Linked DNA regions of Homo sapiens: region 1 is linked to region 2. Evidence: read pairs that join two places in POLR2A ChIA-PET (ENCODE). Cell type or tissue: Caco-2. All regions are shown on one strand.

Region 1 (4,000 bases), 110 kb before region 2:
CCAGGTAGTCTGGGACGGCTACTCTAAAGAGGTGACCTTGGAGTTCCAGTTGAGTGGGGAGCAGCCTTGAGATGCTCTAGGGCAAGAAAGGGCATTCCAGGCTGGATTGCTTCTAAAAAGCTTGGCCTATTTGAAGAATGCCAGACAGACAGTGTGGCTGGAGTGAGCTGGGAGGAAAGCAGAGGAGAAGGACCTGATTGGGGGTTCTGGACCCCCCAGAACACTGAAGACAACAGTGACAGCTTTCATTATTATTTCTATTATTATTATTTTGTAGAAATGGGGTCTTGCTATGTTGCCCAGGCTGGTCTCGATCTCCTGGCCTCAAGCGATCCTCCCACCTCAGCCTCCTGAGTAGCTGGGACCTCAGGCACATGCCATCACACCCAGCTAATTTTTTTTTAATTTTTTGCAGAGATCGGATCTCGCTATGTTGCCCAGGCTGGTCTTGAACTCCTGGCCTCAAGCAATTCTCCTGCCTCAGCCTCCTGAAGTGCAGGGATTACAGGTGTGAACCACTGTGCCCTGCCAGAGCCCTAGAGTTTTAATCTTGATCTAAGGAAATAGCAAGTCATGGCAGGGCTTTCAGCAGGGGAGGGACAAAATCAGATGGACAGGGTGGTGCAGCAGACAGAACAATGCCGCCCAAAGATGTCCACATCCTAATTCTTAGAACAGAATCCTTAGACTGTATTATGTTACATGATGTAGTGGGTTGAAAAGCACACTCCTAGGCCGGGCATGGTGGCTCAGCCTGTAATCCCAGCACTTTAGGAAGCTGAGGTGGGGGCGGATCATGAGGTCAGGAGTTCGAGACCAGCCTGGCCAACGTGGCGAAACCCCGTCTCTACTAGAAATACAAAAATTAGCTGGGCATGGTGGCATGTGCCTGTAATCCCAGCTACTCAGGAGGCTGAGGCAGGAGAATTGGTTGAACCTCGGAGGCGGAGGTTGCAGTGAGCTGAGATCATGCCACTGCACTCCAGCCTGGGCAATGGAGCAAGATTCCGTCAAAAAAAGAAGGAAGGAAGGAAGGAAAGGAGGGAGGGAGGGAGGGAGGGAGAAGCACGCTCGTCTGCCCCATCAAATTCACGTCCATCCAAAATCTCAGAATGGCATTGTATTTAGAGATAGCATCTTTGCCAGCCTGGACAACACGGTGAAACCCTGTCTCTCCAAAAACTACAAAAATTAGCCGGGCATGGTGGCTCGCACCTTGTAGTCCCAGCTTACTCGGGAGGCTAAGGTGGGAGGTTTGCTTGAGCCTGGGAGTTTGAGGCTGCAGTGAGCTATGATTGCACCACTGCACTCCAGCCTGGGCGACAGAGCAAGACCCTGTCTCCAAAAAGAAAAAGAAAAAAAAAGAAATAGGGTCTTTGCAGATGAAATTATCCTGGATGTAGAGTGGCCCAAAATCTAACAACTGGTGCACTTATATAAGAAGAAGCGGGGCCAGGCACAGTGGCTCACACCTGTAATCCCAGCACTTTGGGAGGCCGAGGCGGGCAGATCGCTAGGTCAGGAGATCGAGACCATCCTAGCTAACACGGTGCAACCCCATCTCTACTAAAAATACAAAAAATTACCCGGATGTTATGGCGGGCGCCTGTAGTCCCAGCTACTCGGGAGGCTGAGGCAGGAGAATGGTGTGAACCCGGGAGGAGGAGCTTGCAGTGAACCAAGATTGCACCACTGCACTCCAGCCTGGGCGACAGAGCGAGACTCTGTCTCAAAAAAAAAAAGGAGAGGCGGCCGGGTGCGGTGGCTCACACCTGTAATCCCAGCACTTTGGGAGGCTGAGGGGAGAGGATCATTTGAGGCCAGGAGTTCAAGACCAGCCTGGACAACATAGCAAGACCTCCATCTCTAAAAATACATTTTTTAAAAGAATAAAATGAAGCAAAATAAACCCCCTGCCACAATCCTGTTCCCTGGGGTGACCCCCCTTGACGTTCTGGTGTGGATGCTTCTGGAATGTTCTCCGGTGTCATTCTGCTCTGTCCTCCGGCCCCCACCCACGTGTCCAGGATGTGAGTCCTCGTCCGCTACCACACCAGACCTCACCCTTCATCACGGCTGCATAGCCTTCCTTTTCAGGGATGATAGAGGTCACCTGCCCCCCAGTGACGGGTTTCTGGTCATTTCTGGTTATTTGTCTGTCAACGCTGAAGTGAAGGCTGCTGGACGCATCTCTCTGTTGCTCTAAAACCCTAACTTACAGAGGCCCAGTCTGGTTTATTTTTAATCTTTTCTTTTTTTCTTTTTCTTTTTCTTTTTCTTTCTTTTCTTTCTTTTTTTTTTTTTTTTTTTGAGACGGAGTCTCATTCTGTAGCCCAGGCTGGAGTGCAATGGCGTGATTTCAGCTCAATGCAACCTCCACCTCCCAGGTTCAAGCCATTCTCCTGCCTCAGCTCCCCCAAGTAGCTGGGACTACAAGCGCACGCCACCACACCTGGCTAATTTTTTTTTTTTTTTTTTTTTTTTAGTAGAGACATGTTTTTGCCATGTTGACCAGGCTGGTTTCAAACTCCTGACCTCAAGAGATCCACCCACCTTGGCCTCCCAAAGTGCTGGCATTACAGGCATGAGCCACTGCACCTGGCCTGCTTTCTTTGGAATGGTCTGCTTTATTTTGAATTTCAAGCGATTCTGCTGACACGAGGCGCAGACAGAGTTGGTTCTGAGTCCCCTGGCCCTTCGCCAGTGCCCTGAGCCAAGGGAGGGTACAGGGCTCTCTTCCTCCACCTCCAGGCCACCACTCTGCCCCCCTCCAACCCATTCCCCCAACACAGACAGTGGGATCTGTTTATTCATAAAGTAGATCACGTCCCTCTCCTACTCAAATCCCTCCCAGGGATCCCTAGTACCACTTGAATAAAACCCGAAGTCCTCCCCACAGCCCGTAAAGCCCTGCACACCTTGCCCTGTCCCTTCCCTACTTTGCCCTGTCCCCTCCCTGCCCTCTCCTCCTCCTCACCCCCTCCTCTCCCCCTCCTCACTCTGCTGCAGCCACACGAGCCCCCTCGCTGTTCCTCCAACACGCCAGGGTCTGTCCTGCCCCAGGGCCTTGGCACTGATGGTGCCTCCTGCTCACCCCCTTGTCCAGGCAAACGCCTCATTTTGCAAATCACAGCTCCAATATCATTTACTCATTCCATACTTACGGAGGAGAGAAAGAAAGAGAGAGAGGCTGGGGTGTCTGAGAGAGGATGTCGGAGGGGAAAAGCTAGGCAGGGGGCTGGAGGGGAGGGGCGGGGTGTGGACAGGCTTGCAGGGGGGCGTCTCGGAGGCTGATGAGGCAGCTGGGACAGAGGTGGGGGCGGCGGCCCCCGGATGTGTGCAGCCCCCTGCCGCCCACCCCCCCAGCAGCGCGCTGGCTGCTGCCCGTCAACACTCGCCAGAGATGCGGGAAATATTTTCTCTCCGGCTGACACTTTTGGCAAAATACAATTCCTCCAGCTTTTTTCCGTGCAAAAAACATGTCCATCAAACCCGTCCCTGCGGCGCCTGTGGAAGAGGGAGGCCGCTGGATTGGGTCCGGGAATTGCGGGAATGGCTCCGGGGAGAGATGGCAGCCTCCCCGCCCCGCTCTCTCTCGCTCTCTCTGCAGTCAGAAGGCGACATAAAAACAGTAAGAAAAATAGTTAAAAGCCCACCGCGTGTTCAGTCAGCGCTGGACTTTCTCCTATCTATGCCTGCTCCATGTGCCTGCACAACCCTACTGCTATTAGCCCCGGGTTTCCGATAAGAATGCTGAGCCCAGAGAGGGGAAGACGCTTCCCCAAGGTCACACAGCACAGTTGGGATTTGAATTCAGATCCTACATGACCTCCCCAGGGGTGCCTCGAAGAGCCTCTACTGAGGAGGGAGAGGAAAGGAAAAGCAACGGACACCAGAGGGATCAGCAGATGTAAGAGTTTCAAGCAGGCTTCATGCAATAGCTCCTGAAGCCCTCAGTTAAATCCTCTGTAGCCAGCAGCCCTCAGTTAAATCAAGATGT
Region 2 (4,000 bases):
TGTGAGATCCACCCTGCTGGGTTTCATTTCAGCTGAGTCTGTAAATATTTGGTCTGCTGTGGCCGGCAGCATACACGCAGGGGAAGCTTCAGTGCCTTTTACGAGCTCCCCGCGAGGCCTGATATGCGTTTTCTGTGGCTGGGTACACGGGGCACCCCAGTAGTTTCACAGCTCGTTGGCACGAGGTGGCTATGATTCCAAGACTGGAAGAAGCCGAGAGACACCATCAGTGGCTTCCAGCACTTAACTCCACAGCGTGCAGCATTTGAGAGGCCAAAGAGGGGCCTCTTGTTTTAAAAACTGTAATGCAACATTATAGATTACAGCTGCAGTAGAAATCGAGCCCAGCGATTCCCCTTCCCTAAGTCTATGGGCCACACTTAATTTCTTAAAGGGCAGAGGGGAGGGATTTCTGTTGGGCAAGGAGTGGGAAGCCCTGGTTTAGACCTGTCTCTTGCTAAAAAAATTCAAAGAACCACAACCACTTGCTATGCACCTACTGTATGCCAGATATTGCATAAAGCACTTTTTTATTTTTTTGAGATGGAGTCTCATTCTGTCTCCCAGGCTGGAGTGCAGTGGTGCGATCTTGACTCACTGCAACCTCCGCCTCCCAGGTTCAAGCGATTCTCCTGCCTCAGCCTCCTTAGTAGCTGGGATTACAGGCATGCGCCACCATGCCCAGCTAATTTTCATATTTTTAGTAGAGATGGGGTTTCACCATGTTGGCCAGGCTGGTCTCGAACTCCTGACCTCAGGTGATCTGCCCACCTCACCCTCCCAAAGTGCGGGGACTACTGGCGTGAGCTACCGTGCCCGGCCAAAACCTGCTTTTTTTTTTTTTTTTTATGGAGTCTCGCTCTGTCACACAGGCTGGAGTGCAGTGGTGCGACCTCAGCTCACTGCACCCTCCATCTCTGTGTTCAGGCGATTCTCCTGTCTCAGTCTCCTGAGTAGCTGGGACTACAGGTGCCTACCACCACACCCGGCTAATTTTTGTGTTTTTAGTACAGACGGGGTTTCACCATGTTGGCCAGGCTGGTCTCAAACTCCTGAGCTCAGGTGATCCACCCGCCTCACCCTCCCAAAGTGCTGGGATTACAGGCATGAGCCACCGCGCCCGGCCAAAACCTGTATTTTAAAAGGCTGTGCACTGGGGAGATGCAGATGCCTGCCCCAACGATGCTTATGTGGTGGAGAGTGCCGACAATAAACAATGCTTTAGCGAGTGGTCAGAGCCACGAGGACAGGCAGGTGTGACAAGGCAGAGGGTGATGAGGCGCTGCTGATCCAGTGGTCAGAGGAGACCTCTTGCAGGGGGCAGAATTTGAAGGGGCTGGGCATGTGTGGCTGGTCTCCTCAGTCACAGCCAGTGCCACGCTGTTCTTTTTTGAGACAGCCCTGTCGCCCAGGCTGGAGTGCAGTGGTGTGATCACAGCTCACTGCAGCCTCTGCCTCCTGAGCCCAAGTGATCCTCCCTCCTCAGCCTCGTGGGTAGCTGGGACTACAGGTGTACACCAGCAGCCCAGCCAATTTTATTTTTTTGTACAGATGGGGTCTTGCTACATTACCCACACTGCTCTCAAACTCCTGGGCTCCAGTGATCCTCCCACCTCAGCCTCCCAAAGTGCTGGGATTACAGGCATGAGCCACCGGGCCCTGGTTCACAGACCACCCAGGAAGCTCTCCCAGGAGGGCAATGTCTCGGGTCCTCAGTACCTTATGCTCCACTGAACCCGGCAGCTGCTGTGTCAATATTTGCAGGTGGAGGCAAACACAGGGCAGCTGCATCTCACGAGGATTTGAGGAGTACGGAGAAGCGGCTCTTGGTGCTCCCGGGAGTAATTTAGGGGCAGTTTCTGGCCCAGTATTGCTGTCTCTGGAAGCACTGTAGGACATGTAGAGTTATCCTTGGGGTCAACTCTAAAGGCCAAGCGCATGTGCAAAATTATGTACACACTCACGTACGCAGCTTGCTCACTGGTGCCCCAAACACCTATCCCTTCACCACCGTGTGACCGCGGCACGGGGTGCCCTGACAACCGGGGAGGCTGAGGAGAAGGGACCTCGGGCTGCAGCCTCAGCTCCATGGCTCGCTACCTCTGGGCGGGTCTCAGCCTCCCTCGGGCTCAGAACCTTCTTCTGCGCTTGACTTTCCCAGGAATTGACTCCAGTTTCCCAGGGAGCTGCACTGGGCTATGTCTGGGTTTGGTGATGTTGTGTGGCGTCCGTAGGTGTCCTCATATAAATTGGTGGCTGGCCAGGGGGACTAGAGATGTCTAACTTGCTTGACTGGTAAGCACATCAGGTGCTTCCCAAAGTGGATTCTGTTGTACACCAGGGTGACGGACAAGGATGCCCACGTCCTAATCCCTGGGACCTATGAACACATTGGTCTCCAAGACAAAGGGACCTTGCAGATGTGATTAAGGTGAAGGAATTCGTGGCTGGGTGTGGTGGCTCATGCCTGTCATCCCAGCACTTTGGGAAGCCAAGGCAGGAGAATCACCCGAGGCCACGAGTTTGAGACCAGCTTGGCCAACATGGGGAAACCCCATCTCTACTAAAAATACAAAAACTAGCCAGGCATGGTGGCAGGTACCTGTAATCCCAGCTACTTGGGAGGCTGAAGCAGGAGAATCGCTTGAACCCGGGAAGCGGAGGTTGCAGTGAGCCAAGATTGTGCCACTGCACTCCAGCCTGGGCAACACGGCACGGCTTCATCTCAAAAAACAAAGAGAAAAGCTCTCCTAGTCCACCCAGCTGACCAAAGAAATGGCTGAAGGGCTGAGGTCTGAACCCACCCAGCAGTGAGAGCAGAATCCGAACCCTGATTTGTCACCATCGTATGACCAGGTAGGAACAGCCTCACCTCTCCCGTGGGTCACTGGGACTCAAGGAAGCCCTGCCCCTCAATCCGGCAAACCTGTTAAAAGGCACGGCATCCCCGTTAAACGTCGACTTTATGGTTGTTGGGTTTTTTTGGAATCAAAAGGCCCTGTTCTAACTTTGCCTTTGAAATTATGTGACTAGGAGTCATGCATGCAATTTGAGACTGGCAATCATCGTGGAGGCTTGGGAGTTCCTTGGGAATAAGAAAATCTAACCTAGGAGCTGTTTTGAAATGTAATGAAATCTTTATGAATACAAAATTTAGCAATTGGTGAAGTTGACACATTTTGTAGCTGTGGAGACATTTCGTAAGGTCTTAATTCTACTTTTTCTTTCTTTTTTTTTTTTTTTTGAGATGGAGTTTCGCTCTTTCACCCGGGACTAGAGTGAAGTGGCGCGATCTCGGCTCACTGCAACCTCCGCCCCCCAGGGTTCAAGAAGTCTCCTGCCTCAGCCTCTCGAGTAGCTGGGATTACAGGCACCCACCACCATGCCTGGCTAATATTTGTATTTTTAGTAGAAATGGGGGTTTCCCCATGTTGGCCAGGCTGGTCTCGAACTCCTGACCACAGGTGACCTACCCGCCTCAGCCTCCAGAAGTGCTGGGATTCGAGGCATGAGCCACCGCGCCAGGCCATAAGGTCTTAATTCTGATTCTGCTGTTTTCTTTCTGTATGGCTGGAGCTGGTCATTTCCTCACCGGGACCCCCTCCAGACCTCTGGCATTGCATTTCGCCAGGGCCCCTGTGAAACATGAGCACCCGAGGCTCTATTCCTGTAGGGCTCCCCAGGGCCTGCCAACATGTATTAAGCATTTACTGTATGCCAAGCTTTTTATGTGGATTAACTAATCTTTGTAAAGATCCCATATGGCAACTACAATGATTACTCCCTCCTTCCAGTTAAAGCAGCTAAAGCAGACAGTAATGACCTGCCCGTGGGCAGGCAGGTAGTGAGAAGGCTGGGTGCCAGGCAGTTGGCTCCTAAACTTGCTCTCAAGAAGCTCCCTGTTTCTGCCCCAGTGGCTCTCATTCCCGTGATGCCCCCACAGCTCCCCCTCCCCTTTAAAAATGTCTTTAAAACGATGGGAAATGATACATAACAAAAT

Evidence for each region. ChIA-PET counts read pairs that join two places held together with the same protein. Peaks named below come from ENCODE experiments on the same cell type or tissue, not always from the same donor. Only the 100,000 strongest peaks of a DNase experiment are listed, where the experiment ranks them.
Region 1: POLR2A ChIA-PET joins it to region 2 with 5 read pairs; 2 of 35 experiments call an interaction of 5 or more read pairs at or near these places.

Annotation. Positions count from the first base shown.
Region 1 is chr19:5,474,969-5,478,968 of GRCh38, forward strand. No RefSeq gene overlaps it. Among named protein-coding and RNA genes, the nearest start is that of ZNRF4, 22 kb to the left of the region's middle. RefSeq lists an enhancer at 1,313-1,482 and a silencer at 2,078-2,295. In Caco-2, no CTCF peak of the experiment used is centred here; no DNase peak of the experiment used is centred here.
Region 2 is chr19:5,580,343-5,584,342 of GRCh38, forward strand. No RefSeq gene overlaps it. Among named protein-coding and RNA genes, the nearest start is that of TINCR, 14 kb to the left of the region's middle. In Caco-2, no CTCF peak of the experiment used is centred here; a DNase peak (open chromatin) is centred at 1,754.